Linked DNA regions of Homo sapiens: region 1 is linked to region 2. The links are chromatin contacts, found by Hi-C or POLR2A ChIA-PET in ENCODE. All regions are on one chromosome and are shown on one strand. The core of a region is the stretch at or near the end of the contact, and the rest is flanking DNA. Distances in the headings are between cores, read along the strand shown.

Region 1 (4,143 bases), core at 427-2,926, 51 kb before region 2:
AATTGGGGGACGGTGAGGAGATGCACACATCAGAGAGGTCTGAAAGTGGACCAAACAGCCTTGAGAAGTAATGAGATCCCCATACTGCACTTGTTCAAGCAGGCACAGATGCGGTGGAAGGGATTTGCCCTTTGGGAAAAGGGCAAGCTTGAACTAAGTGCTGTCAACACCCTTTTTCTGAGATGAGAGTACCTTTCTACATGTTCTTTGCTGATTCTCTCTACACCTGTGCATGGCCCAAGTGCAAGCTTACCACTGCCACACCTTCCCCATCTGTTAACAGATGCACCTTTGACCTGCCAGCATGTAGTAATAATGTGATTTAACATTTATTAGGGGTCACTTATGCCCTCAATTGCTAGTAGGCACTATTTTAAGTGCTTGACATCTTCTAAATAATTTAATCTTCATAACTACCTATGAGATTCATATTACCAGTATTCCCATTAGTTAGATGGGAAAATTAAGTCACAGAGAAGGTAGGTAAATGCCTGAGATTACACAGCTAGTTAAGTGTCAAAGAGAAGATTTGAACCCAGGCAGGGTCATGCCCTTAATCTCAAAACTGGGCAGCAGATGTTGTGATGGTACACTTAGTGCCTGTAAGGACAGGTCCTGTTTATTTCTAGGCGTGACATTACATAACAAAGATAATATCCAAGCCCATTTCATACACGAGGGCATCAGAATCTTACTTCGCTGAGCTAGGTATCACACACGATAAACTCTAGATGGAGAACTCTTGATTAGTATGATAATCCTTGCCTAAAGATGAGGACATTGGCAGGGGTGGGGTGAGTAAGGTTAGGGACGTGGTGGGCTGGAGACTGCTCAGACCAGCTCCTGAGCTGTTATTGCGCACATCTCCCCCAGATTCTGTGTCCAGTGACCTCCTGTTTGTACCTTGAAATAGGCCACAGGAAAAGTGTTTACACGGAGAAAATTGGCAAATGCCATAAATAGTTATGCTATGGAAAAAGAGATTTTTCTCAACTTGTGGCAGATCAGGCTACAATATAGACACAATAATTGTGCCGTGTCTTGATCTGAGCATGGGCCATTTAAGGTAAAAGGCTGCCTCCTCCGACTTCTTGAAGCATTCTCTTTCTTCCTCTCCCCACGAGAGTCACTCTTCCTATCAGGGGACTGGTGGCTCACTGCCCGGTTAAGGCACACACACAGGGCCAGCATCTAGCTTATCTCAGCAAGCCTTGGAGGAGGTGCTCTCCAGAGATGGATCTTTTTATAGCCACAAAGAGCCACGTAGTGCAATGGAGCTCGTCACTTGGCCATGACTCAGGAGCTTTGGGCTCCAATTCTGGAACTCCTGCTAATGTGCTGGGTGACCTTGGACAAGCCAACAACTCACAGTGGGGTCAGTTTCCTCTCCATCAAAGCAGAGACATCAACACCCACTAAATATGTCAGAGAGCTTAGAGAACAGGGCATGGTACATCAGGCAGTCTGCTTATGTGACAGTCAACTATCAGAGTCCAACTCGGTGGGTTTACCCGATGGGGATCTGGAGGTCTCTTGGTGTCTCCATCCTGCCTGGGGAGAGGAGGTGGACGGGACATGCAGGAAGGGAAGGGGATGAGGCGGGATCTATAAGGAAGAGGGTGGAGGAGTGACACAGGCTGATGGTTAACTGTAGGTGTCAACTTGGCTGGGCTAAGGGATACTCAGATTGCTGGGAAAGCATTATTCCTGGGTGTGCCTGTGAGGGTGTTTTCAGAAGAGATTGGCCTTGGGGTCAGTGGATTGAGTAAAGGAGGTAACCCTTCCCTCTGTGGGCAGGCATCACCCAATCCATTGAGGACCAAGATAAAACAAAAAGGTAAGAGAAGGATAATTTCACTCCCTCTGCTTGAGCTGGGACACCCACCTTTTCCTGCCTTCAGACACTGGTGCTCCTGGTTCTTAGGCCTTCAGCCTCAGACTAGGAGTTACATCATCAGCTCTCCTTGTTCTCAGGTCTTGGGACTCAGACTGAATTAGTTTCCTTGATTCTCTGGCTTGCAGTTGGCAGATCGTGGGACTTCTGGGCCTCCATAATCATGTGAGCCAATTCCCATAATAAATTCCCTCTTCTGGCCAGGCACGGTGGCTCACGCCTGTAATGCCAGCACTTTGGGAGGCCAAGGGGGACAGACCACCTGAGGTCAGGAGTTCGAGAGCAGCCTGGCCAACATGGTGAAACCCCACCTCTACTAAAAACACACACAAAAAAGCCGGGTGTGGTGGCACACACTTGTAGTTTCAGCTACTCGGGAGGCTGAGGCAGGAGAATCGCTTGAACCTGTGAGGTGGAGGTTGCAGCGAGCCGAGGTCACGCCACTGCACTCCAGCATGGGTGATAAAGCAAGACTCCATCTCAAAATATAAATAAATAAATAAATAAATAAATAAATTCCCTCTTCTATCACCTATCATTTATCTATCACCTATTGGTTTTCTCTGGAGAATCCTGACTAACAAACACACCGCTGTAAAAGACTGATGACTCAAGTACCTAGAATTTAAGCTGGTGGGGCTAGCTCTGACTACTCAATCCCTCTATGACTAATTTGCTTCCCTGGACTCCCAAACCAAAGAAAATGATCTGCTAGCTTGAGACCTCCAGTGCACAAATGCACCACAAGGTCGAGAGCCTGCTTGGGCTCCATCCATCTCCCCTCTGCCTGCTCTGTTACAGACAGAACTGCATTTCCCAGCATCTGCATAAGTGAAGCCAATTAGAACAACAAGCAAGCGATTAGAGGGTGGGAGAAGGGACACCCAGAATATTCCCTTTTTCCTTCTGGTTCTCATGGCATTTCTGCAGCAGCCACATCATTTTTGTGCAGCAGCCTCCAGCGAACTTCCAGACCCGGGCAATTCCACCTCCCCCTATTGTTTTCCCAGTCTAGGGGTGGTAGCAACTTCCTCTGCTGCTAACCCGTCCCTCTGTGCTTCCCAGCTCACCCATCCCTCTGTCACCAATCCCTTCAATCAGATTCCTTCCGTTAGAAAGACCTAGAGCAGTTTCTATTTCCTGGCAGAACTGACTGGCAAAGGACCAGTGGGAAAGAGTGTAGAGGAGGAGTCCTGGCAAACTCACTGCTTCCTCTTACAGGTTTCAGCTCTTGCACAGTGTCCTGCACACAGCAGGAACCCAGTGAATACTTAGCAAATGAGCCAGGCCTATGTTAAGGTTTCTAACTCACATGAGGTTCAATAAATGTGGATTTCCTGCCTCTGGACTCTCCACAACCAGATCGTCTCTACTTATTCCCCTCTTCATGTGATGAAATAAAGAAAAAAGCCCAGGGGGTGCAAGTCTTCAGGCGGATGTCCTCTTGCTTTTCAAATTTCAGCCTAGGCCAAATTTATCTCCCTGGCAGTATCACTTGGGTCATGTAGGCAGCACACGGGCATTTCATGCCACAACCCAGAAAAGGCTGAGGTGGGCACATGGGGGTCCATGAGAGCCAGGGAGCCTGGAGGAAAAGGCTGAATGACTTCTCCCAGGGCACTTTTTCAAAGCTCTTCTCCTCCTCCTCTTCTTGTTAATGGTCTCCCGTCCTGGCAGACTGAGAGGCTGTCCATGGACTCTGTCAGTGGACTCCCTTTGCCGCTGGCTTCCAGCTGGGTGTGGTCAGTGGGGATGTCTGGCAGGAGATTGGAGTGAAGGGGGATGAATGAAGTTGGGGCAGTGCTGGGCTAGAGCCTGCTCATAGTGGCTCACGAGAGTTGACTGTGCACATCTATTGTCAATTCTGCATCTGGTGACCTCACATAGGTAGCTTGAAATAAGCCATGGGGATGGTATTTAATACACAGAAAATGGGTAAATGCTACAAATATTTTTTTCTCCAGAGGGCCAATGATTAAACACTGTCCAGCATACCATGGTGGTGGGATATTCATTCTGCTGGCTTCTTCCTTGTGGGGTAGCTTCATGCCAACCTTAACCAAAGGCCATTGTTCCTCTCAAAATAGTCACCTCTATTGCTTTCTCTCCTTCTGGGCACTGCAGTATTTCTTGTGGTTTACCAACTCACCCCCAGCTTTGCAGGTAGCACCTTTATTGGACAATCCTCCATTGTCTTACTTAGAGTGGGCCATTTATTCCCTGCAGGAACCATGGCTGGTACAGTGGGG
Region 2 (4,558 bases), core at 709-3,208:
ATTTGCCCGTGGTCTTTCCAATAAATTCTCAAATAGATGTCAAGATTGAGCAGTCAACTTGGTCACTTCCTCAAGCAGGCTTTTGGACTTAATGGAAAGTGCACATCCAGCCACCTAAGCACTTGAGCCCAAACCCTGGCTCAACATCTGGTCCCTGTTTCTCAGTGTCAGGTTGAGTGGATTGTGCAAAGCACACATGCCTCCTACCAATTTAGCAATTGATAACTTGCTCTGGGGGAGCACTTACAAGGAGTCCTCTTGCTCTTTGTCTTTATTCTCTGGCTATTGGGGGTTTTTTAGGTCACAAAGAGGGAATGGGACAGGGAAAAAACTTAAAAAATTATTTCTCAATCTCAAACTGGGAGCCAAGTAACTTAACCTACTAATTGTTCTGAAAGATTTCCTTTGCTCTTTCTCCTTCAACACAACAACCTCTTGTCAGAAATCATTCATTGTGGCCTGCAGAAATTACACACTAAATTCCAAGGTTGGCCACTAGTATAAAATAATAGATCATTAGTAGACTTCTATGAATTACACATTTATAAAATAGTCCAAAAACACCATCTGGGTTGCTGCAGGTCTGCTGGGGAAACAGGTAGGGAGATGGAAGGGTCTGTGTCTTGATTCTGAGCCAGACATTTGATTGATGACTATATCGGACAGTTGACGTCTCATCTTCATTAGCAAATGTATTCCTATTATCTACTCAATGACCTAAGATCAATGTAAAAAAACAAAAATGATAACAAAAACCTTTCCCGAGCTCAAAACTTTCATGTTATTTTTTTTTCAAATGTTTCGACTGATTGGAAGAATTAAAATGAAATTTACTTCAAAAGCAGCAAACATGAGTGATGTTGTGTGCACATGAACTGGATTTATTAGGTTAAAAAAAAAAGCCCAAATAAACCATCTTAAAATATGCTAATACATGTCCATAGCACCCACAACACACTTTTCCCTAATGTTAAATATGAAAATACAGTGCAAATCACCCCGGAAATGTGTGGTGGAAAAAAAGGTATACCGTGGCTGAGATAATCAACACACACTGATTACTGTTTTTCTAAGTGCTTATGAGTCTTTTGCATTTCTTCTATATAATTCAGTATCAGAGTTAATGACGTATCATAGTTTTCTCTGATTCAGAAGCACCTCAATTCCTGAAAGTTTTTGCTCCCTTCAAGACAACTTATCTGCAGCAAAATTACCAATAAATCTCTCAGCATGAGAAATAACAGGGCTGAATGACTTTGTGATGAATAAAGAGGGTGGTTGGCTTCTCTCCATTCATCCTGATAATCTTCATTGCTATGTAAACAGTAAGAAACATTATCATGATTCATGTTCAAGTCAGTTCTCAGCTCAACACTGTATCCAGAGAAATGCTACCTAGTAAACATTTTATTAGGATTGCAAGGCACCGGCAAGAAAATGGCAAAAACATGACAGCCTGAACTTGTAAGTGAATGTGTGCATGAGAAAGAGGAATACTGAGAAAGAGTAATTAATCTCTGTGAGATCAGACACATTTAGCAGCATGTCTAATAAATGAATACTCTTCTAAACATGGTTAAACTATTCACTTTTCATTATTCTCATCAGAATCCATGTTAACCCAAGTTAGGAGATAACAGGAATAAACAGTAAATCCCACAATAAGGGTTTCAAGTCCTTCCTATTTTTAACATCCCAAAACTTAGAAGTATGAAATCAATATGATCATTACAGGGGTGCTGAAAGGCTGGGGTTGGGTAGATATTCTAAAAATGTCTGAGAACTGATAGGATCATATTTCCAAACAAGTCCAGACTTCTGTCATCTGTGCCCAGTTGGAAGAAAATTCTCAATGTAAGAAAATCATTCTCAGGCAGGCACCTGGAAGAATCTGTGATTGCCAAAACATTTCCAGTGAACCACTTTCCCTCTCAGGATACAAGGCCCCGATCCATTTGCATAAAGTCCTAATGCTAGAAAATCAACCAGAGTAGATAAGATCTGCCTGTCGGTTTCAAGCCAAGAGGAAAAGAGGAAGCCAGACACTCCTCCAAAGCTTTCTTTCCCCTTAGGATTGCATCAGTTCCCACTCTATGGGATTATTTTTAAACGCTGGTTTAAAATATTCCATAGCCCAGCTGTTCAATACCACAACATAAGGTCAATTTTATATAGTTGTACATCCTTGAAGAGCTAAAGTAAGGTGACCCAAAAGGCCAATTTTCCCCACCAATAAAATATTCATTCTTGGAAAGCTGCCATTGTGTTATGACACTTATATTTCCTTGTTTCACTAATGTAAAATTTGAACTTTGAAATACATTTGTGGATTTAATGTTTGTAGTTCTCAGGCTTGGATCACAAGATCTCAGTGTGTATCAATTACGTTTGCTAACAATGAACTGAGCCTAGATATGTCAAATCCAGTGATACTTCCCAATTGCATAGAGCCCAATTTAGCCAACCAAATTTCTTTTGAATTGTCAGAATGAGCATTGCACCTGTGAAATAGTCAAAAGAGGAGCTACTCTGGGAGGCTGAGGCAGGTGGATCACTTGAGGTCAGGAGTTCAAGACCAGCCCGGCCAACATGGTGAAACCCTGTCTCTACTAAAAATACAAAAATTGGCCGGGCATGGTGGCCTGCACCTGTAATCCCAGCTACTCAGGAGGCTGAGGCATGAGAATCAATTGAACCCTGGAGGTGGAGGTTGCAGTGAGTCTACATGGCACCACTGCACTCCAGCCTGGGCGACAGAGCAAGACTCAGTCAAAAAAAAAAAAAAAAAAAAGAAGAAGAAAAGAAAGAGGAGCTACTGCAACATAGGATGGTGAGGAAGGGAGGTACTTAACACAGACTAAGGAGCAAGAGCAACTAGCAAGGTTCAAATCCAAGCATGCCACCTGTTGGTTTAGCTGAGGGTCTGTGCCTCAGTCTTCTCTTTCAAATGAGGAAGGAACTTCCTTCACAGTTTTGTTTGGAAGACTAGATGAGATCATACCTGTGAAGCTCTTAGAAAAGGTTTTAGGCTGTGGTGAGTGTGCATGGTGTTTGACATTAGCATCCTCACGAATCAGCAGAAGCTTTTTTGTTTGTTGATCCTCACAAAATTCCTGTAGAGAGACTCGTTTTACAGATGAGGAAACTGGGACTCAGAGTGGTTAAATAACGTACTCAGGGTGATACGGTGAGAAAGAAACATCCAGGAATATTTGCTTGTTTTCTCTTTTGTGCTGTTGCTCTCTAGATACTGTATTTTACTTCTTTTTTGAGCTAACCAAAATTTTTATTTCAGTACTTTGAATTATCCCTTTTTCTCTTCTTCCTTTTATCACATCTTCCCTTTCCCCCTTTTCCTTTCTTCCTACAAGAATATTTTTAGCATCTCCCATGGACAAAACGCCCTTTTAAGCCTCACAAAATAGATGCGCATTGTTAAAAAGCAAGGAAGGCCTCTGGTGCCCTTGTCTCCCAGAAGGGAAGAAGGCTCTGTATCCTCCCCACTTCTTTGATGTGGCCTAAGAGCTTTCAACTTCACTTTTCCTTGAGGTTCATTCAGTAGCCCCTAGCAAGGAGCTGTTCCTGCCCAATCAGAGATCTGAAAGTCAAGTTCATGTGCCCACAAATGGCTCCAAAATAAAGTCTCCCCTAAGACCCTCATCTAAAAGTAGGTTGCTCCCTCCCTAAAGAGTGCGTCATTTTAATGATACAAAAGATCCTGGCTCAGAAGCACTTTATGTTCCAGACTTTCCCAGACAGTGCTGACTTCAATATCATTTTCAAGAAAGATAATTCCTTAAATGTAAGCCTGTAAGAAAAACTCATTTTTCCTTCCTTATACTCACACTTAACACAGAACACTTCTGTAACCAAATATGTGTGGGGTTTTCCCACACCAACTAGTTCTCCAATTCTCTTCAGACGCCAACTTGGTGTTCAATAATTCAATTCAATTCTGACACCATCTACCTGGGATTAGCACAGATCCCACAGGTTAAGTGTTCAGTTCCTCCTGACTCCTCACCCCACTTCAGACACCAATCACAAGTGATGGTCTCTAGGTTACCCACAACCCCTGTCTGACTTGGTTACAAATAGGAGGGTCCCATAACCTCCTCCTCAGTTTTGATCATTTGCTAGAACAGTTTGCAGAAGTCAGGGAAATACTCACTTATATTCACCTACCACTTTATTACAAAGAATATTACAAAGGATACACACACACAGCCAGATAAAGAGATGCAGAGGGCAAGGTCTGAAAGGGTCCCAAGCACAGGCACTTCTGTCTCCATGGAGCTGAGATGCACCACCCCCAGCACGTAGACGTGTTCATCAATCTGGAAGCTCTCAGCCCTATACTTTAGGGATTGTTATAGACACAGAAAAATCTATGATGTAGATCTTTCATGGCATAGGCAGGATCAATTTTTAACTAAATCTCCAGCCCCACTCCTCTACCCAGAGGATGGAGAGTGAGGCTGAATGTTCCAAGCTTCTCATCATGGCTTGATCTTTCTGGTGACAAACTCCATACAGGAGTCCACCAAGAGTCACCTTG

Evidence for each region. Hi-C counts contacts between places; a loop is a spot of excess contacts on that map. ChIA-PET counts read pairs that join two places held with the same protein, here RNA polymerase II (POLR2A). Pooled maps may share reads with other maps.
Region 1: a pooled map shows a loop between it and region 2 (5-fold over the local background). The contact joins two enhancer-like sites. A Hi-C loop is called at or near these places in 3 of 50 pooled maps. POLR2A ChIA-PET finds 5 or more read pairs at or near these places in 2 of 52 experiments (A549 and H1).

Annotation. Positions count from the first base shown.
Region 1 is chr6:4,368,729-4,372,871 of GRCh38, reverse strand. No RefSeq gene overlaps it. Among named protein-coding and RNA genes, the nearest start is that of LINC02533, 120 kb to the left of the region's middle. Within about 2 kb of position 1,676, at least 7 of the 41 ENCODE cell types and tissues checked have a DNase peak (open chromatin) inside an H3K27ac peak, as active enhancers do.
Region 2 is chr6:4,317,836-4,322,393 of GRCh38, reverse strand. No RefSeq gene overlaps it. Among named protein-coding and RNA genes, the nearest start is that of LINC02533, 170 kb to the left of the region's middle. Within about 2 kb of position 1,958, at least 9 of the 41 ENCODE cell types and tissues checked have a DNase peak (open chromatin) inside an H3K27ac peak, as active enhancers do.